Linked DNA regions of Mus musculus: region 2 is linked to region 1. Evidence: chromatin loops called from intact Hi-C (ENCODE). Cell type or tissue: heart. All regions are shown on one strand.

Region 1 (8,000 bases):
ATGCTTCGAAGGCAGCCAGAGAAACTACAGGGACCACTTGTTGATCAAGAGAGAGCAAATATGACGAACAGATGCTTGCCACGTCAAAGGGGAGATGATTTGGTGGCTGAAGCAGAGAACACAAAAGCTCTAGAGGGTTCTGCTCTCAGTAGGGTTAGGATGAGTAGGTATGGAGCTGTGGGGTCTGGCCTGGAAGAATGTCATCCTGGGATAGCGAAAAGGAGTTCTGACACTTTGGTCATCTAGAAAGGAACATGTAAGAGAGGCTGATGATGAAGATCATGCACTGCCCTAGGGACCTTCCAAAGTGACCATAGCCCTGTACCCACTGAGGGGAAGTGGTTGTGCCTGGGAGGGTGAGGTGCTGAGAACCCACATGCTGGCAAGTCAGCCTTCTACTCTGGCAGCTCCTGCTGTCTCCTGTGGGCATGCTACATTATGTCTCCCGGCCTTCAGTTCTCTGGTAGGTAAACGGGCTTCATTGTTTGCTACCTCAGATCATGCTCTCTAGGACAGAAGTAACCTGGTGCTCTCACCCGTCTCAGCAGGATGTGCTCAGCCACGGAAATAAGTCTGTGCGTGGCTTTCCTGATCCCATAGCCTGGCTATCAGCTGGGGCTCTAAATACAAAGACAGAGTCGGGTAGGGTATCTTCTTCCTCAGGTTCCTTGGGATCATGTTTTAGAAACACTTAAGAATCAGTACCCTGACCTTGGGACACTGGAGACCCATCTGTCATTCTTGTAGACATGGCAGTCAAAAAGAAATCCAGGTGTTTCTTATAGCAGGGTAATTCTTGAAGACTTGGAAGCTCCAATGTATATAGGACATCTCCAAAGACTCGGCAGTACATCCAGGACCTCAGCGGAGGACTAGATGGAGACAAGACCAAAACCCTTGTCTTCACTGTGGAGGAGGGGGGTCTTTGTCAGTCCTTTTACATGTTCCCTAGTAGTCAGAATCCACAGACCAGCTTAGCCCCTAGAGCAGTGGTTCTCAGCCTCCTAATGCTGCAACCTATAATATGGTTCCTCATGTTGTGGTGACCCCCAACCATAAAAGTATTTTCATTGCTACTTCATAACTAATTTTTCTACCGTTGTGAATCATACTGTAAATTTCTATGTTTTCCAATGGTCTTAAGCAACCCCTATGAAAGGGTAGATTGACCTCCAAAGGTACCGCTACCCACAGGCTGAGAACGACTACTCTAGACTGTTATTCTAACCCTGGTCTGTCTCTGGGCTGTAGACCTAGAACAGAACTCCTACAGTGGGTGAAGGGCATGCGACCCTCTGAGACTAGGATGCCATCACTGGCGAAGGACATCGTACTTCGGATTTATAGCGACAAAATGAGTACGTCAGAGTTGTAGTGACAAAAGGTCCCCAGGGCCTGAGGCTGAAGGGGAGCCTTGCTTGCTGATGAGAACATGGTGCCCTGTGCTTGGGGCATTCTGTCCCTGTGAAGAGAGGCACTGCTGGGCTGAGTGGAAAGGGTCGAGGTACAGGCAGGTGGGCAGTGAGGTGCTCTCACTAAGGTGACTGGCCTCTAACAGCATTGCTGTCAGCTGTTTTACAAGTCATTTCAAGGAGGGATGGCCACTCTTGTTCCTGACTCATGCCAGGTATCCACACTCTTTTTCCTGTCACAATAGTTTTTATTTTTGTTTTAAAATTTCTTCTTTTGAAAAGAACTATGACGAAGACAACTTGGGAAGTTTGTCTTGCTTTTGAACATTTTCTGTCAACCCGTGCTGAGCAGAGGTGAGGTGGAGGCACAGGTTTCTAATGATGGAATAAAAAGTCAAAGTGATGTCTCACACTTATGGAGAAGGACGTTCTGGGGGCTCCAGGAGTATCTTCATTGGGTTATGGACCAGTAAGACTTTGGGTTAGGGATCCCCTAGTCTCTTCTGCCTATTGTGTGCACTGATTGGAGGGTTTAGACCAATCCCTCCTCTTATGGAGCTCATCATGTTAGGGAGGAGGCTGGAAGGAGCCCAGCGTGGAAGTCGGCTCCTGGAGACTCTAGATACTGTTGCTAGAGCCTCTTCCCCTTTGGGCTTGCTTCTTTTGCATTTCGTGTACTGCAGAAGGATGAGAGGGTCTGGCGACTGGCTGAGTGTGTATACTGTGTATACATGGGAGCTGGCTGCTGAGGTGACAGCGACCTCCTCCTAATAAAGTAGGATATATTTAAAACTTGCATCTTGTGTCTGTCTCTGTATCTCATCCATGGGCACATTCTTCATGCTGTGGTGGGGTGTCGGGGACAACAGGGTCAATGGTAGCGTCATCCCACTGCATGAAATCTCAGATGATGAGGAGGTAGAGCCTAGGCCAAAAAGCAAAGGGGCAGTGTCCTGGAAATCTGCATGGGTGAAGAAGAAAGCCAACCAGTGCTAACGAAGAGACCCTGGTCCCAGTGTTTGTGAGTGGTGGATAGTATAACAAGTCATGAGTCTTACAGAAGAGGAGTTCAGGTCCAGGCTGGGGTCTTAGAGAGGACCTCTTGGTCTGTATTTGGTGGGTGGGGGATGAGTCACGAGGACAGGCCAGCATAGTCCACTATAGAGGACTTTCTGCTACTCACCTTAGGGAAAACCTTGTTTCCTAAGGAAAAGATTCATTGTATTGGCAGAATATCTACCTTTTCCTAGTTCCATGTTGGGTTGACAATTTCAGCAAATATGCAGGCCTTGGCTAGGTCTCAAACAACAAACAAACAAACAAACAAACAAACAATCCCCCCAAAACATTCAGAAACCTGAGGTCCTTTCTTAGGACCTCATTTTCTATGTAGAAAGTGAGAAGCATCGTTTGAATCATCCTTGATGGGGCCCTGAAATCCAGCGGTCTTTTGGCCTGTAGGCACAGCTGTAGTTGAGACATTGGTGACTATCTTATTTTAGTTTGGAATCACAAGTAGATGGTGTGATGGCTATTCCTGGTTGTCAACTTGACTACATCTGGAATGAGCTACAATCCAGAAATGGGAGGCATACCTGTGATCCAGAACTTGAGGTTGGAAGACACAGACTTTTCACCTGGATCTCGACATGGGATGACACACACTTTTAATCCAGATCTTGAGGCATAGTGGCTATGAAAAGTTCAGGCTCAGCCAAGGTTGTACATGCCGTTGGTCCCAGGAGACTGAGGCAAGCAGGTATAAGTTCAAGGCCAACCTGGGACAAAGCAAATTCCAAATCCAGGGTGGTGGTATATACCTTTAATCTGGGCCACACCTTCTGCTGGAGGCGTACATAAGGACAATGGAAGAAGGAAGGCTCACTTTTTTTTTCTTTTTTTTTTTTTTGCTTGCTTGTACTTACTTGCCAGCACATCTGTTGGAACCTACCTCTTCAGGTTTCTAGCTTATACAGAAGACCAGCTGAAACAACTGGCCTTGTGGGACTGAGCAACTGCTAGATCCTTGGACTTCCCATTCACAGCTTCCCATTGTTGGGTTAGTTGGACTGCAGACTATAAGTCATTACAATAAATTCCCTTAATATACAGACATTCCTTGCGTTCTGTGACTCTAGAGAACTCTGACTATTAAAATGGCTTTGTCTCTTTGACTTTCTGGCTGAGCAAGGCCATGGGGACTAATTTCTCTGTAAGCTGGACAGCCCCTTCTGGACAACTGATGAGGAGGACAGACAGGAGATTTGCACAAAGCTTCAGCACTTAGGGGTTCTGGGAAAGGGCAGAAGAACCTACAAGACTCTATGGGCTACCAGGGGCCTGGGAAGGACATTGAGGGGTTTGGGTCAATGCCTAAGCTTAATTGATTCCTGTAATAACTTCATACTGTGATAACTTTATAATATTACCCATGACATGGTTATCTTCTTGGGGGTAGTTTTTGTTTGCCCTCTGGTTTCCATTGCAGCAATTGCTAGTAGGACTTATCTAAGGTAAAGTTCATGTGAACTGGTTTTGGGGGTGGGGTGGGGTGTCAGCAATGGAGGAAACAGAAGAGGTTTGGTTCTGCTGTGCAACCAGGCCTGGAGTCTCAGGAGAACGGCCAAGGTAACATCGAGTCAAGTGGCCATGTAAGCTGCCTTCAGGAATGGACAAGCCTGCTGTGTGTTTTTCTAAGCTTTCTAGTGAAGGAAGGAGCAGTGTCCTAACTTTTCTGGCTTTTAATGAAGGGTAAGAACAGTTTGCTTTGTGATGCTTCTGTAGGAAGAAAGTACATCTTTATCCTAGTGAGGAGGGGTGTGTGTGTGTGTGTGTGTGTGTGTGTGTGCGCGCTTGTGTGTGTGTAGAAGCTGGGATAGTTTTGCAGAAGAGTTTTGACTCTCTGAGCTAAGCTCTGCATGCATGCCTAGTGAGTCCTGGCAGGCCTCCAGCAGGCTGAGCTGGCAGAGCCAAGGGCATCGTGCATGACCCTAGAGTCTTTCCATTGATCCTTGGCTTGTACCCAGCCCTCCCTGGGTGAGTCAGCCTTCAAGCTGCAATCCTGGCAACAAACCCCTTTGGGCCTGTCAGATGCCACCGTGTCACCTCCCAAGCCACATAGCTCTGAGGAGGTTATAATGAAATGTTCACGGATCCCAAGCAGGATAGGCTGCTAAGCTGAGCCCTGCATAGAGCAAACTCATTTCTCACCCTGTCTGCCCACCCCAGGCCCTGGGTGATTTGCCCCACCCAGATCTTCCTCTGGAGCCTTAGTGGGAAGCCCTTTCATTGTCTTGTTCTGGGCTATGGTCAGTAATGCAGATCAAGTTCTAAGAATGGACAGAAATGTGGTAAAGAAGATAGGAGGCATTCCCAAAGGAAGAATCAGAACAGTTTGCCTCCATCCTAAAAAGAGCTGTTTGGGAAGAAAGGAAAAAATGAGAAGGAGACGGTCAGATACGGGAATCTAAAAACACAAAACAAACAAAACAACAAACAAAAACAACGAAAAATTGTACTTTGGGAAACATGGACTGAAGATAGTCCCGGTGAACAGTGGGGGCCTGGTGATATCAGAGATATATCTTAAATCCTGTTTTTGCTTCCCTGTCCCCTTCCCACCCTGCTACAGCCCATACAAAACTATAGGGCCTTGGACCCTCAGTCCTTGACTCTGACCAATTATTTTGATGAACCAGGGCCCTGAATCTGTAGTCACCACAGGAAGACCTTTCTCACAGAGAGTCAGCAAACATGGCAGGTTTGCTGATGAAAGGGCAGCCTTTGGGTGTCCCAGAGAAGTGTGGTCAGGGTACTAATCTCTTGGAGTGCCCTCTTTTGGTGAGGTGTGCCAGGTGGGCAGGGGTGGGGGTGGACTGGGGCGTCGGAGGGGCTTCCTTCCAGCTGCCCATCAGTGTTCTTTAGTTGTCTGTCTCTTAAAGAGGCAGGGAGTCATTTATGCAACCCATTGCCTTGCCCTGAAGAGTTTCTTATAGGGAGCATGTTCCTGAGACCAGCCTCTGTGGTTCCCGAAGCGCCCATCAACACACCCTGGACTTGCCCAGGATTCCTGTAATGTCCCCTCCTAGGAAACCTATTCTCTTAATTGCTTTCTTGGCATGACTCCCAGTGGTGCTGCTGCTGCCATTTCAGGGTTGGGATTTGGCACATGGAAACCTCTTTGCCACCAAATGAACCTTGACTCAGAGAAGTTCAGAAACCTGGGATAGTCTGAGCGACTGTGAGTGACAAAGGATGAGAAAAGTGTAAGAAGTAAATCAAACTCTGGGCACAGAGTCCCTTATTTCTCCAGAAACATCTAGAACCATTGCCACCTTCCTTGAGATATACAGAAGGTACAAAGAATAATAAACTAAAACCTAGGTACCAACCACACAGTACAAAATATAAAAAACACTATTGGGTGTGTTGTGTGCCCCCGTAATCCTACCAATCAGGAGGCTGGGGTAGGAAGATTATGAACTCGATGCTAGCCAGCATTACATAGTGAGATCCTGTCTCAAAAAAAAGTTCATAATTCAACAACTCCGTCAATCAGTTAGTCAGGAAGTAGTTAAAACCTCCACAGATGCCTCGATGTGTGCCCTTCTCCTGTCACAGGCAAGTGTTAGCTCCATTTTGGTGTTTATCCCTTCCTGGTGCAGGTATGTATTCCTAAGCAGTGGGTATCCTGCCTTGCACACTTCAAGCCTGCGGATAGACAGGGTAGCATGTTACATGCTATTCCTTCCAAATCACTTTCTTTTCTTTCCGTGTTTGTGAGAGCCATTTGTGTGGACACAGTTGAGTGGAGTGCAGTGTCCCTATGGTCTGATATATTTTCTCAGTGTGTGAATATGAATGCGGATGTGTAGGTTGTCTCGAGTAGTTCACTGCATAATTCTGTTGTGAACATTCTTGTACATGCTCTCCAGTGTACAGACCCTGTGAGTTTTGTAGAAATGGTGTTTCTGGACCATGGACTATGTGTACCTTCAACTATTGCTAGCTATTTCTAAATAAGGCTATTTCTTTAAAAGGCTAAAATAATTAAAAAAAAAGCATATCAACATATTCACCTTCTCCTTCAAACCCACCTTCTCCTGTCATCCAGGCTTCCAGGACATATACAACACACTCAATTTAAGAGTGGGGTGAGGAGAGAGTTGAATAAGGAACATTTTAGGGTGCCTAGGTGAATAGTTTGCTTAGTCAGTAAAATGCAAATTGTAAAAACATGAAGAACTGACTCTAATCTTCAAAACCTACATTTATTTTTAAAAATATAGGCTTGGTAGCACATGCTTGCAACCCCAGAGCTGGGGTGGCAGAGATAGGCAGGTCCCTGGGGTTCTCTGGCCAGCCAGAGAGTTTCTAGATACTGAGAGACCGTGTCTCAACAAAACAAAACAAAAACCAAGTAAACAACCAAAAATTCCAGGGTGATGTCTCTTGAGAAATGGCACCCGAGGTTGACCTCTGGCTTCTCCATACACATGCACACATATGTGCACCAACACAAACATATACTGACATACATATGTACACAGACACACAGACACACAGACAGAAACACACAGACACAGTGTGTGTGTGTGTGTGTGTGTGTGTGTGTGTGTGTGTGTGTGTGTGTGTGTGTGAGAGAGAGAGAGAGAGAGAGAGAGAGAGAGAGAGAGAACAACTGGCAGAAATGCAGGCAGGAGATAAGAACCCCCGCGAGCTATCTCATGATAGCAGTCTAGGTTGGTAAGTGAGTAAGCAGTAGCCCTGGAGGTGAAGGGATAGATGCTATGAACAGGCATTATGACCAAAGCAACTCATGTAAGGACAACATTTAATAGGGGCTGCCTTACAGGTTCAGAGGTTCAGTCCATCATCATCAAGGTGGGAGCATGGCAGCATTCAGGCAAGCATGGTCCAGGAGGAGCTGAGAGTTCTACATCTTTATCTGAAGACTGCTAGGAGAAGAGTAGCTTCCAGGTAGCTAGGATGAGGGTCTTAAAGCCTATGTCCTCAGTGACACACCTACTCCAAGAATGCCATGCCTACTCTAACAAGGCCACCTCTAATGGTGCCACTCCCTAGACCAAGCATGTACAAACCATCATAGTTAGAGATGTCTCTTTGATAGGGCTTCCAGACCGGAGCTGTGTTAGTCCTTTTTACACTATTATAACAAAATATTGGAGCATGGACAACTTATGAAGAAAACAAGATTATTTTGTTTGTAGTTTTGGAGGCTGAGATTGAAAGAGCCTGTATTGGCTTTGGTGATAGTCCCCCTGGCTACATTACATCATGACAGATGACATCATGGTGGTGAACACACGAGAAAGTTCAAATGGCAAGATAAGATAGGAAGCCAGATAATGGAGAGGGACCACTAAACTAACCAGAAGAATTATGCTGACTTTTTTTGAGTTTGGTGCCCTCAAGGACCATGCACCAGGCTCCACCCTTAAAGACCTCACCATTTTTCACATAACCACATTAGGACACATGGTTCCTACACATGGACCGTGGAGGACCTGTTCAAGCTGGAGCAGAAATTGAGGCTTTGGGTTATGAGACATAGCTTCAGGAAACTTA
Region 2 (8,000 bases), 120 kb after region 1:
TCTTGTAGATATATTGATATTCAATAATTTCCAACATTGTGGAAAGACATTGACATATTAGCCTATCGTTCTCACATAGTACAGTGATGAAAATCCCCTTTCCTTTTTCTACGGATACTTTCATAGATGCTGTAAAAGAAATGGCAGGTACTATATAGAATGAATATTTGTGGACCTGTGATCGTAACTTCCCCCATAGACATTTACTTAGCACCCTATGCTACTGGGGGCTACAAGCAACATAGGCCATGTAAAGGACACATGTTAACTAAGGGACTGAACCTTTCACTCTTCCCTGCCACCCACACGATTCAGATAGCTTGAATGTAAATGAATACCATGCACTTATCATTAACTACAAGGTGTGGGACCTCGACATTCTCTATGAAACTTGTAAAAGGACACCAACTGCCTTGTGAGTCTGATCTCTTTTCAAATGCCCCACCATAGATTCTGTATATGGTCAATAAGTTTCTGGGACCCCACAATCTGAGACCTTAAAATAACACCGAGTAGGGATATAGACAAGATAGTAGAGAGGAAGTGACAAGTGACACTACGGGATAGTAAGGGCACTACAGTGTCAAAGGTAATGCCAGAAACAGAGTTGACCAACTGCCCTTGGGGCGGGGGGGGGGGACCCAGCTTTTATGATTTCTTAGGGTATTTTATTTGCTGCTCTTAACTTAGGCTACCATTTCCCATAACTCTATACTCATTAAGTCTTTCATTCCTCCAAATGTTTTTGAGCCCTATGGAAGATCTTTCATCATCCCTTACCAATCAATGTGGGACTTCAGGTGTCTTCTTAGGGTCTGCTTCCCTGAACTCCTCCTTGCTAGAATTGTTGGAGGGAATCGAGGTGAAATCTGAACAGCTTGGTTATTGAAAAGAAAAGAAGCTGATTGTCTGGGAGGGTGTTGAAAAGTCAGCAAGATCTGAAATAGGAGGGCGATCAAAGTGTCTTGGGAAGAGAGAAGGCAGACCTGTGCACACAGAAGCTAGTGGCTCTAGGGAGAAGACAACCACTCACTGTAATGGCAACAAAGGGCCTCTTTTGTCCATTCAGGCACAGGCCTCAAGGGGTGAACAGTCTTGGCCCTAGGAGTGGCCAGGGGTGACTCTAGGCTCAGGCTCTGGCTCCCAAAGGGACTTCAGAGAACTAGAATTAACATCAGACTTGAAGTGAGGACTCATGGTGTTAGAAGACAGGGTGGAGGTGGGGTAGGGGGTGGGAGGGAGGTGATGCTGAAGAAGACCCCCCTGCAGTCTCTGCATACAGTTAACAGTTGTAACAATGTCATCCCATGGAATCCCATTGTCTATTTTAATTCCAAAAGTCTTACTGTAAATTAGATTTTTTTAGGGCAAAAAAACCTGGGCTTTGGTAACCCCAACAAGCTAGGGTCAGCCACTCTTCTCAATATGCCAATGAAAGAGATAACTGCTCATGAGAAGCAGAGGAGGGAGATCGCTCAGTGTGGCCCCACTGGGAAAAGGAACAGGTAAAGGGATCTAATAATCCTACGTTTGTCTTCAGGCTACGGATAAAGACTTAGGTCTAAATAGAGGAAGAACTGGGGCAGTGGGCAAGAGGTTAAGTAGTCTGGTCAAGTTGTGCTCCTGCTCATTACGGTCTCAGCTCCTGCAGAGTTGTCTGCTAAATTGTGACTCACAGTCAGAGGAGACCAGGTTGGTTTCTACAAGATGATCTGCTCCAAGGTGAAGTTGCTCATTCCAGATAAATTGCTCACATCTTGGGAATGTTCTATCTTCTGGGCTCACTGGTACTTGGTGGTAGTCTCAGTCCCATGTTGCATCAAATATGCATCTCATTGTTTCTGGAATTCATGGTGACTCAAGAAGAAAGGGTAAAGACAATAACGTATGATTATTTGGTTTTTGTTTGTTTGTTTGTTTTGTTTTGTTTTTCTTTCTTTTCTTTTTTTTGCCTTGGGATGGGGTGGGCAGGGGCAGAATGAGTTAGGCTAAGTGAACACACACTGGGCCAGTGATGAACATGCCCACATAGAGGCAAGTAGGAGTCTAAGCCAAAGTAAAGAATGCAGACACAAAATGCAGGAAGAGATGCTAGGCCTGTATCAAGCTTTTATAGTCAGTCCTTGTGGGACCATGTGAGGAGCCTGTGTTCTCTAGAAAAGCCGCTTCTAACTATCTGTTATTACTACCAACTACACTCTTAGGTCAGTGGGACAGATGCATCCAACACATGGACCAATCACTAGATCGTCTATACCTGTTCTAGGAAGTGTTCTCAAGTGCAGACAGAGCATGATGATTCTCCTCACTTAAGTCTCAAGTTTGGGACCTGGGAAGATGGCTTGGTGGTTAAGAGCATTGGCTGCTCTTCCACAGGGTCCAGTTTCATTCTCAGCACTCAGATGGCTGCTCTCTGTAATGTACATAAGAATTTCTACAGGTTTTAAATCACCTCTAGATGATATATAATGCCCAACATGACAATAAGCATGTAGAAACCACTTTTACTAACAAGCAGGGACTCCTTACTTAGGTCCATGTAGCTAACAGCAGGATGAAAGTCTGTAAGATGTCTTCATTTCATGTCTGTCTCCTTTGCTTCATGTCATGTCTGTCACTCAAGTCATGTCTTCCTAACATATGTCTAATACCTTTTCTAGGCTGCAGGCACAGAGGTATATTATTGTCCTAAGCCTGGGGTCATCTTGAATTCTAAAAAAGAACAAAGCCTCTGAGAATAATTATTGATGATACACATCTACTCCCCAGATTAAAAGCAATCTCCTAGTAAAACCCAATTGGTTGATACTCTGAAGTGGGCTTCTTCAGACAACCACAAAGAGCAGGAACTAAGACAATGATCAACCAGTCTAGTCTCAGCCAGAACAGCATAGTGATGCAAACCTTCTGGGTTTTGCCTCAGTTCTGCCTCTATTGAAAGCTGAAGCTCATGTCAGTTCCCTTCAGTCAAACTGCAGGGTGGGGGTGAATGGGTTAATTAAATCTCCTCTGTCTGCTTTTTATCATCACTTTTTATTGTATTTGGATGGGAAGCTGAACCTAGCCTGTTGGAGCAGCTAGACATAGGGCTTCTGCCTGGAAGAGTTCCTGTTGCAATATGATATAAATATTAAATAAAGAGGGTTATACTATATGGTTTTAGGACTAATTGGAAAAATCTGCACTGTCCTGCACAGGTACAATTTCTTTCCCAAACATTTTCAATCAGTGGTTGGTTGAAACCTCAGATGAAGAACCAGTAGATATAGAGCCTTGACTTGATAAACATGGAGACTTGACTAGCTTCATGGGTAGAGTATAAGAGACTCTGAAAAGAAACATGATCACTAAGCACAAGTCAATTAGCTTCCCACTCACCTTCCAAAATGCTTTATCAAGTGTCTCCTAGCTACCCGATACAGTTTCTAAAGTTAGAATGGTTTGGGGAGGCATAGTGGTGTTCCAGAGACCTTGTTATGCTACTTTTAGTCAGTGACTAGGTAAATCACTGAATTTCTGTGGACCTTTTCCTTCATCTGTCATGAAGGTATGTTTCCTTTGAAGTTTTACTAGATTATGGTGCATTTCTGGCAGAGAAGACATATACCTACTGAAATTTATTATTTGGATCTGCAAATGAGACCAATTAGAGTTTATAACTTGGTGTTTGACTCTCACTGTTGTCTCATAGCTGTTTCCTACATGGGATTCTGGAAAGAGAGAGTGTATATCTGAAAGACATGGGATCCTCCCAATGATGGTGGTAGCATTGTCACGCATGGAGATGATAGTTTTAGTGGTCAGGTTTTCCTTCACGCTGCCTTGTACCTGGACACCAGGGATAGACATACCTTTAAAGTTTAGTCAGTTCTATGTGGTTAGGAAAGTCATGTCCCCACAAGAGTCAGTGGTGACTTATGCAAATTTCAAGTTGAGTCAGGAATAGAACCTAAGTGCCCTGGATTCCTGCCCCATACCTAATGATAACATCCCGCTATGTTCCCTGTATCTGGGCTTGGCCGTGTCTAGAGGCAAGAGGCCTTGGTGAGCTTACTTGGTTGCTCTGGTTTGAAGAACAGAGGGATGTTAGCCTTCCATGGGGAGGCTTCACAGGCTGAGTTCCTCAGAGGCCAGTGGTGAGTACAAGTTCCTCCCTGAGACCTCAGTGAGCACTGAGATTTGAGAAGGCTCTACAGGCTTGAGAAGAAAGAGACACTGAAGCACTGAAGGGGAGGGGCAGAGAGATTTATGAGTAGACCCTAAATGAGCTTACAGGCCTCATCATAGCACCAGGAACGTTGTGGGGTGAACTTTCTTCAAGTATTTAAGAGACATGAGTGCCAGAGCACTCAATGATTGAACCTGGGTGGAGGGGAGAAGAGGGGGAGTCTTACTCAAAACCATGGAGGCAGGGCCTTCTCCTCAGGACCCGTGTCTGTTTGGGCAAGGCCCAGGGCTTTAGGACCAATAGAATCTGAGATGCAGATCACATGGGCTAGAGAAATTGGCTCAGATCACTTTTCCTGTGAATTGGCAGGGACAAAAGGGAAATAAGAACAACATGAGTAGAAGACCTGTCCTTCTTGCTTATTTGATTCTTGCAATGTTATGGGGAGCAGTGCTAACCACCTCAGTGTTGATTTGTTACGTGTTCTTGAACCCCTCCTTTAACACCTCCGTGTTGATTAAGTGTGTCTACCACAATCCAGGTTAGCTTGTCTCAAACTCACATGGCACACACTGTCATTATGTTTTTTCATTGTCTAGCATCTTGAAAGGCCACTGTTACAGTCTGAACCTGCAATGTCCCACGGGTTAGACCCTTGCTTCCCATCTGGTGGCTCTCTCTTAGAAGATTATGGAAAACTCTTTGGAGGTTAGGTCTCTGGAGGAAAATGGTCTCAGGTGTGCCTTTGAAAGTTAGACACCAAGACTCTTTCTCATTCTTTGCTTCTTTCTTATCCATCACAGATGAACAGTTTCCTCTTCCACATGCCCCTGCTGCCCCCTATCCGATTAGCACATAGAACCATACTGCCTTAGACTGAATTAGCTGAATCCATAGGCAAAGAGAGATCCTTCCTCCTTTAATTTGTTTTGTGAGATATTTTGTGACAATTGTTAAAGCAATTGATGTTTATTGTACGCTTAATCATCTCGGTCACTCTATGCTGTTCTACAGTAGATAATTTTAACCTCTGTGTAAATCTATACACAGAATTTCTCACTTGGTGGTTCATGTGTGGCTGGCAGGCATGCCCCAAATTACATCCTAAAGAGTATCAGGGCCGAAGGGATATGCCCTGTTTCCTTTGCAGCTCCCAGGGTACATTGCAAGCCCTATGTGATCTCAACATTTGGGTTTAATTAAAAAAGCAAGAACATCAGAAGCAAAATGAAAAGCACATGACCAAACAAGCAAAAATGTGCGACATATGTGTAAAAGAATGGCATCCCGAGCACAGAAAAACAACGGATGTTGCAATAGAAATGGAGAAAAACAGTGAGTTCACAAAAGTTACATGTTTAGAAGACTCACAATGATCACAATTGTATGATAAAAATGAAGTACAATTAAGCTAGCAAAAAAAAAAGACAACTGGTTTAGTGAGCATAAAGGAAGATAAGCACCTCTAACCTTGTTGGCTTTAAATATGTATACATTTAAATATATATATGATATTTATATATTTGGGGATTTTATTCATGAGTGTTGTAGTCACATGATTTCCACCTCTTTCTCCCTCAAATCCCTCTTACATCACTCTCATGCCTTCTCCAAACAATGGCCTCTCCTTTAATTAGTATTTTCACAGTCAGCTCTCCTGCTGAGTCCATTGGTCAGAGGTGTCTTAGAGACTCCTCAAACAATATCGGCTATCACCCTAGGCCTTCATTGCCTCCCAGAATTTGAGTGTATGATTCTTTTGCTGAAGACATTACATACTTCAGGCATGGGGCTTCAGTGTTTGAGTTCAGATCCACAGCTAGTCAAAATGCAGAGAACAAGTGACCATAGGCAACCCAACCCCAATTGGTATATTCACAATGTAACCCCTACACCAAAGGGCCAGGGAACACTATGCAAAATGTGGTAGAAGTGGAAAGACTGTAAGAGGCAGTGGACTAGGGCACGTGCTGCTAGATAGTGTCTTCTAGACACGAGAGGGATGCTATACCATGACATTTCAACAATATGTTTGAGTGGACATGGCATGCACGATGATTGTGTCACTCCACATGCCAATGTAGATGGGGGAAATGACACAAGACACCACCTCTAAAGGGACCACTACAGGCAATCAATGACTGCCTAGGGAAGGAGAATAAGTTTTCTTCAGGGATGAACCTGCCAACAGTTATTCAATCTCAAGTGGTCAGCCTTAAATACAGGCAAAGATGACCTGCTGACTTTAAAAAAGACCATATAAAAAACTTTCCTTCCTTCCTTCCTTCCTTCCTTCCTTCCTTCCTTCCTTCCTTCCTTCCTTCCTTCCTTCCTTCCTTCCTCCCTCTGTCCCTCCCTCCCTCCGACCTCCCTCGGTCCCTTCCTTCTTCCCTCTGTCCCTTCCTCCCTTTCAGTATAGGGTTTCATGGATGCTATTCAAATGTTCTAACCATTAAATATATTTCCAGCTATGCCCATTTTCAAGGTTGTACTAAAAATGAAAAATTTCCCTTTGTGAATCATTTAACATAATATGCTGCTGCTAGCTGCTTCATACAGAATATCAACACTTATTTTATGACCATACATTTGTGTTATTCTGATTTTAGATTATTCCTTTAGGGTCAAATTTTATTAACATTTGTTATTTATTATATGTTATATGATCCATACTCAAATCATCCCCCACACTCAACATAGTATTAATAATAATAATTTCAAATTAACCTGGTTTCTGTAGGTCAGTAATTTAGGCAGGCCACACAGATAGCTTCATCCAGAACACTAGACTAGAGTCACCTAAAGACTAACTCTCAAAGCTAGCACTGAGGCTTGGTTGATCTGTTAGCTAGAGTTCCATTGGTATGGGCTTTCTTCCAATATGGAGAATGAAATCTAATGGTAAGGTGAGAAGGGTACTGTTGCTTTAACAAATTACCACAAGTATAGTGGCTTTAGTCTGGACCACTTACTCATACATTAATAATAATAATAATAAAATCCTAAAGAACTGGGTGGATCTGACAAAGCACAACTCATCTCGTAGGAGCTGGTTCCAAGTATGTCCTAACTTGGTGTCTCATGCCCTAGCCTGTCTCCACACAGACTTAATATTTCCAGAACTCTTTCTATGCCAGATCCTAACACTAGAATCACAGAGGCTTTCATCCTGACTTTCCACTGGGGTTTGTAAAAAATGCCTGGGTTGTATCTTTCCCAACATTGACACTGACCAGCACCCTAGGGCGTGCCAGATCAAATGGCCTGAGTTCCGTGGTGCTGTGGCACTATTGTTCTGTGTGTACTTACTGTCCTACTGTGGACCCCTCTAGGGCATAGTGACTTCCCATATTATCTACTACAATCATTCCTTGTTGTCTGCAGGCTGCAGACCCATGTATTTAACCAAGCACAGATCATTATCTTTATAGTTAGGCCTATGTTAGTTGACTGTTACTGATCATGGATATGTTTTTCTTGTGACCATTTTCTAAACAATATAGTTTGTTAAGGCTTGAAAAATATTGCTCATAGTATGTGTTGGCTATAAGCAAAAGCTCACCTTTTAGGTGAGGGAACTGAACTTCTGTGGTTTTGGGAATCATGGAGGGTCTTGGAATCAACCCTCCCCCACAGGAGTTACACTCTAGTTATTGGCCTAGCAATGAGGAGACATGGTAGAGTCAGTTTCTGCTACCCTCCTGGGTACAGAGACTACATATAAGAAGTAGTTTACTTAAATTATTTTAAAATTTGGACTGATCAATTCTTTCTTGGGCCCATCTTTTAAAAATTACAGTATCATATGCAGCTGGGAAAAAAACCCTTAAAT

The links. Hi-C counts contacts between places; a loop is a spot of excess contacts. Peaks named below come from ENCODE experiments on the same cell type or tissue, not always from the same donor. Only the 100,000 strongest peaks of a DNase experiment are listed, where the experiment ranks them.
Region 2: a loop joins it to region 1, with 2.7 times the contacts of the local background. A loop is called at or near these places in 3 of 42 quality-filtered maps.

What each region holds. Positions count from the first base shown.
Region 1 is chr9:30,893,363-30,901,362 of GRCm38, reverse strand. It overlaps Adamts15 (a disintegrin-like and metallopeptidase (reprolysin type) with thrombospondin type 1 motif, 15), which reads left to right. Exons shown (of 8, transcript NM_001024139.1): 8 at 1-2,208. Among named protein-coding and RNA genes, the nearest start is that of Gm31140, 17 kb to the right of the region's middle. In heart, no CTCF peak of the experiment used is centred here; DNase peaks (open chromatin) are centred at 4,452 and 5,532.
Region 2 is chr9:30,777,446-30,785,445 of GRCm38, reverse strand. Gm31013 (a long non-coding RNA gene) reads left to right here and starts at 3,491. Exons shown (of 2, transcript XR_870607.1): 1 at 3,491-3,547. In heart, no CTCF peak of the experiment used is centred here; a DNase peak (open chromatin) is centred at 3,985; H3K27ac peaks cover 412 bases.